Regions from separate parts of the Homo sapiens genome. Here regions 1 and 2 are each linked to region 3. A link is a contact called in ENCODE Hi-C or POLR2A ChIA-PET data. All regions are on one chromosome and are shown on one strand. Each heading gives the region's core, a stretch centred on a gene start or an enhancer-like site at or near the end of the contact. The rest is flanking DNA. Distances are from core to core; before and after follow the strand shown. Region 1 holds the start of CDC5L (cell division cycle 5 like). Region 2 holds the start of AARS2 (alanyl-tRNA synthetase 2, mitochondrial). Region 3 holds the start of GTPBP2 (GTP binding protein 2).

Region 1 (3,622 bases), core at 133-2,632, 760 kb after region 3:
GTTGTATGCCAGTATCAAAATATCTCATGTACCCCATAAATATGTGTGTACTATGTACCCACAAAAATTAAATATAACAAATTAAAAAAAAACCGCCCCATTACAGGAGAGGTCCAAATGAAAACATTTTGTTTGAGTTTAACTGGCCACAGGTCCAATGGTTTCTTATACACCACACAGTGGGTAAACAGCTCAAGGGCGGGCTGCCCGCCAGCATAAACCTTTGAGTGGCAAACACTACCAGGGTGGCCATGGAAAATGCCCTCTTGCTGACCATAATTGCACAGAATGTGTGTAAATAAAAGCTAAAAGGAAAAAGAAAATTCTGTAGCTCTTCCAGAAGAGGCAAACGGAGAAATGAAGAAATATAAAGAGATAGGCACTATATAAATACTAAGTACTATAAATAGGGCATTTCCCAACCCACTAAATATTTTGATATTTTCCAGGGATGGAGCCAGAGATGTTCTGGAAGGATGAAGGAGACTGCATGAGTAATTGGGGTGGGGTAGCAGAGAGTTTGCCAATCCCTACCTCACTGGGTTTTAGTTATGTTTCAGTTAATCTGCCTCCTCATTTACGAGGCGGGTATTGTTAGCTCCACTTTTCAGATGAGGATACTGAGATTCAGTAAGGTTATTACCCAAACTTATGAGAAAGCCAAGATTTCACAATATTTCAACCCAACTCGACTTTGTCTAATACCAGTGCGTACCAATGGCATTATTAATCCAGACTGGGCGATGAATTAAAAACTCTGACGTGACGTTTCTGCAGGTTTCTGGAAGAAGCCTGGATCACCTGGGGACGGGGTGAAGTTGGCGTTGCCCTCCTTGCAGTAATAGCTGCTATTGTTTTGCAGCAGTTATTATGGATCAGATACTGTGCTGGGTCTATGATCTCATTTAGCCCTTACGACAATCCTGTGAGGTTGGCATTACTATGATCTCTATTTTACAGGTTAGGAAACTGAGCCTTAAATAAACTACTGGATTTTCCTGAGTATTCTGTGAATAAATTCCTATTACTGAAATACTTGAAAGGGCTAGATTAATAAATTAACAAAGCCTTCTTCGGAGCAACTGTGCTGAAATTCCGTACGCGTGACGTTCCCACCCTCTGCCACTCGGTGACGTCACGATCAATCCCACCACTAAGTTCCCAGCCAAGCGCTACCGCCGCTATCTCGCGAGAGCCGTAGTTTCTTCCATTCTGTTTTGGACATGCGCGGGGCGTAAGGCGCTTTGGCCAGAGTGGTTTGATGGTTTTGTGTTAGTCTTCCTGCAGCTGAGCTTCCACAAGACACTTTTTCCCTTTCAGCCACCCAATATCTCGCGAGACTTGCTATTCTGCGCCCCCTCCCACCTTGCGCTTGCGCAGATCTTCAAAGCAGAAGGTCGCGCTTGGAGGAAGTGGCGGCTTTGAGTCCGGTGGCCCAATCGCTGTTACTACTTCTCTGAAGCTCCTCTCGGCTGCTTGCCGAGACACCCTGCCGCCAAGATGCCTCGAATTATGATCAAGGGGGGCGTATGGAGGAATACCGAGGTAAGTCTCCTTTTCCCGCCGTCCGCTGCCCGCCGCTCCCTCTAGCAGCTTGTGCGCACGCGCGCGGAGGTCGGGGGGGCGACGAGGAGACCCTGTGGGGTCTGCGTGGAGGGCAGCCCGGGGGCTGACCCTTGGGGCCCTTTCCGTGTGTCTGGCCCCGTGTTGTGCGAGCGCCAGTAGGACAGGGACCGTGATGTCACCACCTGGCTACTCGGCTCCAAGCTCACTTGTTAGGCCCTGAGTGAACATTTGTTGACTTGAATACGCCCCCTCCCACCCCGCCCCCCCGCCCCCCCCGGCCCCGGGAAGAACTCAGAGTTCCAACTCAGCCAGAGTTGGTCCCCCGGGGCACCATCCACTCTTAGTCCAGGCACCACGACTCTGTCTCATACTCAGAAATAAAGAAGTTGCCGTGGCCACAACTTTGTGTCTCCATTGACTTCCTTGCAGAGGGGAAGCAGTTTGAGTGCCAGGTTCAGAGAGCCCGTTTATGCCCGCATCTCTCTGGTTATCTGTTATCAGGGCATAACCTGTCTGCCATCTCGACAGATCCCAAGGTCTGTCTCTTTCTGTCACTGCCTTTGCCTAGATAGAAGCCAGAAAGGAAAAACTGGCCTAGGATAGTCTCTGTTTCCAGAAACGTAGTGGATAGTGCCATTGGTGAGCCAAAGGGCAGTAGAGTGGGAGTGAAATAGAAATTAGATTTTAGTGCGTTTTGTGTTCAGAGTGTACCGAATTTATCAGTTTCTGGAGCACATCATGTCTTTTCATGCTCTGTGTCTTTTTTTCGTTACATTTTATGGCTTCTTTTTTTTTTTTTTTTTACATCTTTTGCCTTCCTAGCGCTTGACATCTTTCTGATCATCCTTCAAACCTAGTTCGGAAACACTTCTTGGAATCTCTGTAAGAATTAATTGCACCCCCGATATTCTCATGATACCTTTTTCTTCCGTTTGTTAAAACTTGCTTTGTCTTTTTGTAAGCATCACATCCTCTGTGTGGTACTCGGTAAGTTTCTTAACTTCTGAAAGCCTCAGTTTTCTACTTTTTCTAAATTGGGATAATAATACTTAACCTCTCTTGAGGATTACACGAGTTAATACGTTTGGAATATTTAGATCAGAGTAGGGCACATAGTAGCCTCTGAGTAAGAGCTAGTTGCTCTTTCACCTCACCAGACAGCATGGCGAGAGGACCAGGTCTTGGTATCCCTAGGACCTAGGACAGTAACCAACATGAAGTAGGTTGCTCGACAGGTATTTGCAGAATGAATCAAGTAGAGTAGGTATCTGCTGTATCTATTTAATTGAAAATGTGTTTAAGTGTAGTTGTACTGCAACCAAGTTACAAAAAAGACAATGAAAACTGCCTCAGCTTCCACCGAGGGAACCAGACTGTTTAAATTGGAGAAGAGATGACTTCTGAGGGAGAGACAGATATAAAATCAAGTAACAGTAGGATTCCTATGCAGTGGTCAAAGCTCTGCAGTCTTTTTAAAAAGTATCTTTGATCATGGGAGATGTAGAGGATGGAGTGGGGTATCTCAAGAGGCACGTACCTCAAATCCAATGTGGGAAAAAAAGCCTAGAAGTAAAATCGCCTAAGTGCATGCATCTATGGCTCCATTAACTTTCTTGTCTTTGGCTTGGCTTGCCAGGCTTCCTTGAGGTTGGTGCATTCCACATGGCAATGGGTGCCCTGGTGAAATGGTATCTAGAGATGGGGGGAAATTGGAAGGAGAGCTGACTAGTGGGGTTGGGGTAGAAATATGTAATTCTTAGGTTAGACCTGAGATGTGGATTCTTGGGTCATAGTTGGGGTTAAGGGGCTGGAGGGGAAATGCCATGTATAAACTTGAGACAGGAGGCTTGGATTGGAGAATATATTCACCAGAGTCCCAACTTGCTTCTTGAGGCCTGGATATGTCCTGTTTGATAAGACCTTTCCCCAAGGGAAAGGTAGATGTTTCAAGGTAGATGTTCAGGAAGTGTTTTTTGAGTGAGTGTATAAATGAATGAGTTATACATTTTTGTTGTTGTTGTGTTTTTTAGTTATCCTTTTTGAAGAGAAGGACAGC
Region 2 (3,520 bases), core at 255-2,754, 680 kb after region 3:
GACCATTTATTCAAACAACAATTTTTGAGTGATCATTAGGCAGAAAGTACAGTCTCTGCCCTTCAGGGACTTACAATCCAATCAGGGAGGTGAGGTAATTCCTGTTACACCGGCTCAACTAGCACTTTGCCTCCACATCTGGTATGAGGCCCTGCCTAAGCAGACAGTACAATGGAAACAGGACAAATTGACTCCCTTCTTGGCTGATCACTGATCCCCAGAGACTCACCTTAAAATATTCACCCCCAAAGGCCCAATTGCCAAGCATTTCAAAGAAGGTATGATGGGAAAGGTCTCGACCCACATCTTCCAGGTCGTTATGGTGTCCTCCAGCTCTCACACATTTCTGGCTGTTGGCCACACGTCGGAAGCCTGCCATCTCGCTTCGTGGATCCACGGTGCCCAGAAAGATTGGCTTGAACTGGAAGCACATAGAGTGGGGAGGGGGAGAGGGATATCCAATTTCTCAGTAGAAGGGAAATGTGGGGAGTGAGGATAGGGATGGCTGTTCAGACCGAAGGCTGACTGTGCCCCTGAGAGTGCAGTGTAATCTTGGTCTATGAGGACAAACTGGGAGCCTCGGGACAGCCATCTCTGGTGTGTGGGGAGCAGAGAAGAGGTAAACAAATCATGAACCGGAGACCCTCTGCCTAGTAAAATAGGCAAGGTAAAAGAAGGAGGAATGTGTTGGGAGCTGGAAATGGGACGCTGAAAGGTGGCATCCTCCGTCTCAGCTTCTTCAACCACACCCAATAACTTCAGGGAACAAAACTGAGACTCATTTAGTAGGGAGCCCAGACGGCCTCTAAGGTTAACTTATGCCGCCCCTATTTTACAGATGAGGACAATGAAGTCTAGAAAAGATGAGTGGTTGATAAAAACCAAAACCTTAGAGAATAGTACTCAGCAAACAATAGGTGATCAATAAACATTTAATGAAAGCGTTATCTTTATTTAAATAACGAATAAATGAAATCAGACTTCTCCCTCGGGATTCCACTCCAGCCATTTCTGGACCTAATACTCAATCCCAATCCAGAAGTTCCCAGCTCAAGCCCTCCCCAAGCCCTCCCTATACTCTGAGCGCCGTACCCCCATCACTTTACCCAACCAAGCACCGCCCTCTTTCCCCAAAAGCTACGAACTCCGCCTCTCGCTTCTTTTGCCCAATCCTGCAGCGTCTTTCTCACCAGAAAACTCACGAACTCCGCTCCCTATCAGTATGGTTCGGCCCTCACCTGGTTCATGCCCGCATTGACAAAAAGCAAACTGGGGTCGCCGCGGGGCCGCACGGAAGCGGAGGGCACCAGCCGGTGGCCATGGCGGTCCCGAAAGAAGTTCAGAAAGGCGGCCCTCACGGCCGAGGCCTTGGCTGCAGGGGGCTCCGATGAGAGCGGCCGATGGCTGAGGCCCCGCCATGCGGGCGACCTTCGAATGGCCCGCCGCAGCCTCCGGGCTGCAGCTGCCACTGACGCTGCCATCGTAGCTCCGGGCAGTGACTTTACGTGGTCAAAGAGTGACGAGGGAAGGAAGCCAGGCGTTTCCTACAGCGGCCCCTGGCGGTAGGAGGACTCAGGGGGCGGCCTCTGCCGCCGGGGTGGAAGCGATCGATTGGGTCGCTGGCAGAGTCTAGCACAGCGCCCGGCACATAGTAGGCTCTTAATTCATTCGGCATTAAGCAAATATTCATTGAGAGCCTACTATGTGCTAGGCATTGTTTTGGGCTTTTAGGGTACAAAATTGACAAAATGCCCTGCCCACTGAAATCCGTATTCTAGCAGTAATTGCTGTTGTGCTTATTAGTTTTGCAAAGTTACAGATGGGGTTGCAATAAACAGGTGTGGATTCAACTTCGTGTGTGTGTGTGTGTGTGTGTGTGTGTGTTTTGTGTGTGTTTTTCCAGGCTGAGGGAAGAAGGCAGAGAGTGACAGGGGAGTATCAGCATTCATTCAAGAGGTATTCAACAAATATTTATTGAAGACCTAGTATGTGCTAGGCACTGTTCTAGGCATTTGCCAGTTTCCTTGGACCTTGGCATCAGACACGGCCATTTTTGCCCGTGAAGCAGGAGTCTATAGGAGAACACAGAAGCCAAACAGCATCTGCTATATTATTAATTGCCTAACATTTGGTCTTCTCATTTGCCTGGGGATCAGAGAGAATCCAGGTCGTCAAGGCAGGAGGAAGCTGTTGGCTAATAGCTGCAGAGATTTCACTCTCTAAGCCTTCTAATGCCCTAAGGTTTTGTGTGTTTTCGTTTAGGATAAGAGATATACCTGTTCTACCTCTCCCTTCTGTCTTTCCATAGTAACAGCTGTGACCCTGAAGCCAACAGGCCCTTGTGGATGCAATCAGGGTGCTCATGGGGCTTCTCATGATGCCCTTGGCTTGGGAAATTAAACAGATTGGGAAGACAGAAGAGAATCTGCCAAAGCTAAAACTCAATAGAGGTTCCAGAGCTGAGGTCAGTGTAATAACCGAGAAGGCCTTAGCCATCAGGGTGGTCTCTTTTAGCCACGATTCTGTGTGTGTTAAGTTATTTGGGGTCTTTGTATACATAGTTTCTCTGCGGAATCTACATTGGACTTGAATTTCTATAGTGATAGTAAATTCTTAACTTTGTGTTCTGACAGCACCTATAACTCCTATTCCATGATCCCCTTTTTCTCCCTTTGCCCACATAGATTAAAGGTGTTGTTTTGAAAGTGTGTTTGGCCTGTTTTGGTTTTTCCAGTGTTTCTGGAACAGAAAGCTAAAGCCAGCTGGGGATTTCTGTGTGATTAATGACTTTTTTATTTTTTTGAGATGGGGTTTCACTCTTGTTGTGCTGGCGTGCAATAGCACAATCTCGGCTCTCTGCAACCTCTGTCTCCCGGGTTCAAGCAATTATCCTGCCTTAGCCTCCTGAGTAGCTGGGATTACAGGCATGCATCACCACGCCCGGCTAATTTTGTATTTTTAGTAGAGATGGGGTTTCTCCATGTTGGTCAGGCTGGTCTTGAACTCCCGACCTCAGCTGACCTGCCTACCTCAGCCTTCCGAAGTGCTGGGATTACAGGCATGCACCACTGCGCCCAGCTGAGATTGATGATCTTTAGACAAGACTGTGAAATTATTTCCCAAACTGAGATGGGAGTGTTTTGCCATACAAACCTGGCAGGGCCTCTACTCAGTACTGACATCAACTTTTTTTTTTTCAGATTTTGCCCAGAAAGTCATTGTGTTACATTAGAAACTCCAAACATGGATCTAGTGTGGAGCCATATAATTTTTTTAAAACAGCTTTATTGAAATATAATTTACATGCTATACAATTCGCCCATTTAAATAAAGTATACAGTTCAATGCCTTTTAGTATATTTACATAGAGTTGCCCATCCATCACCACAATCACTTTTAGAACATTTTCATTACTTCCAAATAAAACCCCAAATCCTTTAGCCATTAACCCCCAATCGTCTCATCCTTCCTAGCCCTTGGCAACCACTAATCTACCTTCTGTCTCTACAGACTTGTATAT
Region 3 (3,735 bases), core at 54-2,553:
CCAGACCAATGGTTCCCAAAGTGAGGTCCTGGGACCAGCAGCATTAGTATCACACGGGAACTTATAAGAAATGCAAATTCTCAGGCCCATCCTCACTAGTAAGAAAGAATCAGAAATTCTAGGCTGGGCACGGAGGCTCACGCCTGCAATCCCAGCACTTTGGGAGGCCGAGGCGGGTGGATCACCTGAGGTCAGGAGTTTGAGACCAGCCTGGCCAACATGGTGAAACCCCATCTCTACTAAAAATACAAAAATTATCTGGGCGTGGTGGCGGGCACCTGTAATGCCAGCTACTCGGGAGGCTGCAGCAGAAGAATCGCTTGAGAACCCGGGAGGCCGAGGTTGCAGTGAGCTGAGATAGCCCTACAGCACTCCAGCCTGGGTAACAGAGACTCCGTCTCAAAAAAAATAAATAAATAAATAATAAAAAAATAAAATTGGCCAGGCGTTGGGGGCCAGCAATCCGGGTGATTCGATACATGCCAAAGTTTGATAACCACTGGCTTAGGCTGTGTGTGTGTGTGTGTGTGTGTGTGTGTGTGTGTAGTGAACATACTGCTCTTTTCCCGAGTACTGTGTGTGTGTCCGTGTGGAACATATTGCTCTTTTCCCGGGTACTCCCCTTCTCCCTGTGGAACAAGTTTAGAAGAAGTGGTGGTTACTGTCTGCCTCTCGTCCCAGGATGCAGTCTCTCTTGCCCTATGGCGGCACACGCAGTTGGTCGGGGTGCTCTTCCTGGGATCCCCTTTCTCTACTTCTCTCCTGGGGTAATCTAGATCAGAAGGGGGAGTCCTCCCTCTCCACTCTTCCTCCCTGAGGTCCTGTCACCTGAGAGTCCAGTCTCTGCCCTTCCTCCCTGGGGTCCCGGGACCTGAAAGAGGTGTTCTCCTCCCGTGCCCCTCCTCCCTGGGGTCTCGACACCGGAAGGGGAGATTAATTATCTGGGTCCCGCCTCCCTAGAGTCCTGGGCCGGAAAGAGTGGCTTCTTCCCGCCCTACCACTTCTCAGGTGCTCACCTCGGGGGGCAAATACGGGGGGTTGTTGGCTTTGCCCCCTCTGTTCCTTCCGTTCTTCTTCTTTCCCTTTGGCCCCCCGCAGCCGCTGCTGCTGCCGGCCCCCCTAGCCTTGAGGGTTCCGCCCACGGCCGGGCCCCCTCCGGGCCGGCAGCAGCCGCCGAACAGCTCCGATACCCGCGAGTCCATCCGCCGCTGCCGCCAGCCCCCCGCCCGGCCCCTCCCCCGACCGCCGCCGCCGTCGCCGCCGCCCTTACTGCCACTGCCGTGTCCGGCCGGCCTGAGCAGAGTGGGGTGGGGCTCTGCACAAGCTACGCCCCCCACCTCCCTGGCCTCCGGGTCGCGTCAGAAACAGCCGCGGGGCACCACGGGATATAGAGTCCCCAGGCCTGGGAATTCACTTAAATGACACGTCGCCGCCCTACAACTCCCAGGAGGCATCGCGGCGCAAGTGGCCGCGGGAGTCGTCGGAGGCGTGGGGAAGGAGCGCGCCTTGGCGCGCAAAGGCTTAAGGGAGCTGTAGTCTGACTTCCAGTCCTCGCGCTATGTTCTTTTTCTAGGACTTGGGGGGAATTTAGAGCCTCGAGGCCTGGGGTGGGGACGCGAGGACACCAGCGTAGAAGAGCTTACATCAGAATCGAGCTTTGTGGGCGCTCCGGGATTTGGCCCTTTAGCGCGGATCCTAGACAACAGGTTTTGGACCTCGAGAGCTGCAGAACTGAGGCTACTGGTGCCGCCAGCCTGCTGGCTCCGCCTCTGCCTCAGTTTCTTCCCCTATGGCCCGCGTGCCGCTGGGGTGAGTCAGGGCGAACGCCAGGGCGGAGGCGGATGGTGATTAGCCAAATTACGGCTGTTATTGTTGGGATGATTATGCTACCTTTACATAGTAGTCACTGCTTTATTACCAGGCTGGCACCGTCCAGGGGCTGGTTTTAATAACCGGAGGCACCGCGGTGGCCCCGACACGAGACCCGAACCCGTAAACCAGCTTCCTCCCCGAAGGCTGCAAGCATACCCAAAGCGAGTATTCCTCCTCCCCTTTGTTTTGAAGCAGAACCAATCGGGAAGAACTGAGTTTGGTTTTAAACGGCCAAGACTGTAGGAGGGGCCTGGCCCCTACTTCGGGCGGGGCTAGGGCTCGGGTTACACCAACCACCACGAGGGCGGGGCAGTGGCCGGGAATAGAAACTTGGCCTAGGGCCACAGGGGATTTTTGGCTTTTGACTCTCTTGTGAAGCAATCTCCAGCTCTTTAGTGCTGTTGCACTCTACAGAGTACATACATTCAGCGACATAAGCCAGTGCACAGAACACAGAAAGGCAGGGTGGAAAAGCAGTTATGTTGCTGAGCTGCGAGTCAGGACGCTAGGGCTCAATTCACAGCCGCATGGCTGTCTCATGACTCAGACCACTCACAGTGTGTCCACTTCTCCCCTCTTCTCGAACTGCGAGGTGCTCATACACGGTCAAGAAATTAAACAACTCAGCCGGGTGCGGTGCCTCACGCCTGTAAATCACAGCACTTTGGGAGGCCAAGGAGTGTGCGGATCACCTGAAGTCAGGTGTTCGAGACCAGCCTGGCCAACACAGCGAAACCCCGTCTCTACTAAAAATACAAAAATTAGCTGGGCGTGGTGGCGCATGCCTGTAATCCCGGCTGCTCGCGAGGCTGAGGCAGGAGAATCGCTTGAACCCGGGAGGCGGAGGTTGCAGTGACCCGAGATCACGCCATTGCACTCCAGCCTGGGCAACAGAGCGAGACTCCAACTAAAAAAAAAAAAAAAAAATTAGCCCAGCATGATGGTGCACATCTGTGGTCCCAGCTGCTCGGGAGACTGAGGCAGGAGAATCGCTTGAACTCGGGAGGTAGAGGTTATAGTGAACTGAGATCATGCCACTGCACTCCAGCCTGGGTGACAGAACGAGACTTCGTCTCAAAAAAAAAAAAAAAAAAAAAAAGAAAGAAAAAGAAATTAAGCAACTCTTCTCTCCAGACCTCAGTTGTCCTTGGAAAACTAGAAGCAGCAATAATGACTTACCTCTGGTGATCCCTTCAGGGGTTCAGACTTGGTAGAGTCCATGGCTTCCTCCCAGGGCCACAAGGAGGGAGGCAGGTTTACTGATCATGCTGTCCACATAGCATAATTTCCCAAAGCAGTGAGAGCAGAGAGACCAAAATCTGCAAAAGGGCCTAGCTGACCATAGGCCAATTATGTGGGTCTTCAGTGGTTGAAAGCACATGTGACTTTTCTTAGTCCTGTGCCACTGAAGGAAAGGTTATGCCGTAGAGGTCAATGCTAGCCAGGGGCACAGGCCTACTAGGGAAACTGCTGCTTAGAGACAGAGACTAGGGAACTCAGTGAGAGATCTCAAGAAGGATGAGAATTGGAAGGAAGAGATAAGACCATTCTCCCAACATTCTCACCATGACCAGCCCTGGGCCCTCTTGATAACCAGAGCCTGCTGCACTTGTCTGATAACATGTGTCCCTTCATATACATGGATTATTTTTATTTTTATTTATTTTTTGAGACAAGGTCTCCCTCTGTCACTCAGGCTGAAGTGCAGTGGTGTGATCACAGCTCATTGCAGCCTCAACCTCCCCTGCTCAAGCAGATCCTCCCACCTCAGCCTCTGGAGTAGCTGGAACTACAGGTGCGAGCCACCATGCCCAGCTAATTTTTGTTTTTATTGTTTGTAGAGATGGTGTCCCCCTGTGTTTC

Evidence for each region. A loop is a pair of places that touch in the nucleus more often than their neighbours do. ChIA-PET counts read pairs that join two places held with the same protein, here RNA polymerase II (POLR2A). Pooled maps may share reads with other maps.
Region 1: a map of ascending aorta shows a loop between it and region 3 (6-fold over the local background). The contact joins the promoter of CDC5L here to the promoter of GTPBP2 in region 3. A Hi-C loop is called at or near these places in 2 of 168 maps with a recorded cell type or tissue (ascending aorta and naive thymus-derived CD4-positive, alpha-beta T cell), 1 of 37 single-sample maps with no recorded cell type and 11 of 50 pooled maps. POLR2A ChIA-PET finds 5 or more read pairs at or near these places in 2 of 52 experiments (HEK293 and activated CD4-positive, alpha-beta T cell).
Region 2: a pooled map shows a loop between it and region 3 (6-fold over the local background). The contact joins the promoter of AARS2 here to the promoter of GTPBP2 in region 3. A Hi-C loop is called at or near these places in 8 of 50 pooled maps. POLR2A ChIA-PET finds 5 or more read pairs at or near these places in 3 of 52 experiments (B cell, BJ and WTC11).

The regions. Positions count from the first base shown.
Region 1 is chr6:44,386,324-44,389,945 of GRCh38, forward strand. It overlaps CDC5L (cell division cycle 5 like), which reads left to right and starts at 1,383. Exons shown (of 16, transcript NM_001253.4): 1 at 1,383-1,545. The coding sequence starts at 1,501. LOC124901323 (a long non-coding RNA gene) reads right to left here and starts at 1,596. Exons shown (of 4, transcript XR_007059595.1): 1 at 716-1,596. RefSeq lists an enhancer at 1,265-1,464.
Region 2 is chr6:44,311,843-44,315,362 of GRCh38, forward strand. AARS2 (alanyl-tRNA synthetase 2, mitochondrial) reads right to left here and starts at 1,505. Exons shown (of 22, transcript NM_020745.4): 1 at 1,239-1,505; 2 at 230-421. The coding sequence starts at 1,481. LOC124901322 (a long non-coding RNA gene) reads left to right here. Exons shown (of 3, transcript XR_007059594.1): 3 at 2,309-2,705. RefSeq lists an enhancer at 1,250-1,809.
Region 3 is chr6:43,627,961-43,631,695 of GRCh38, forward strand. GTPBP2 (GTP binding protein 2) reads right to left here and starts at 1,304. Exons shown (of 12, transcript NM_019096.5): 1 at 1,017-1,304. The coding sequence starts at 1,202. It also overlaps a transcript of MAD2L1BP not described here. RefSeq lists silencers at 1,014-1,093, 1,114-1,253 and enhancers at 1,314-1,493, 2,114-2,333.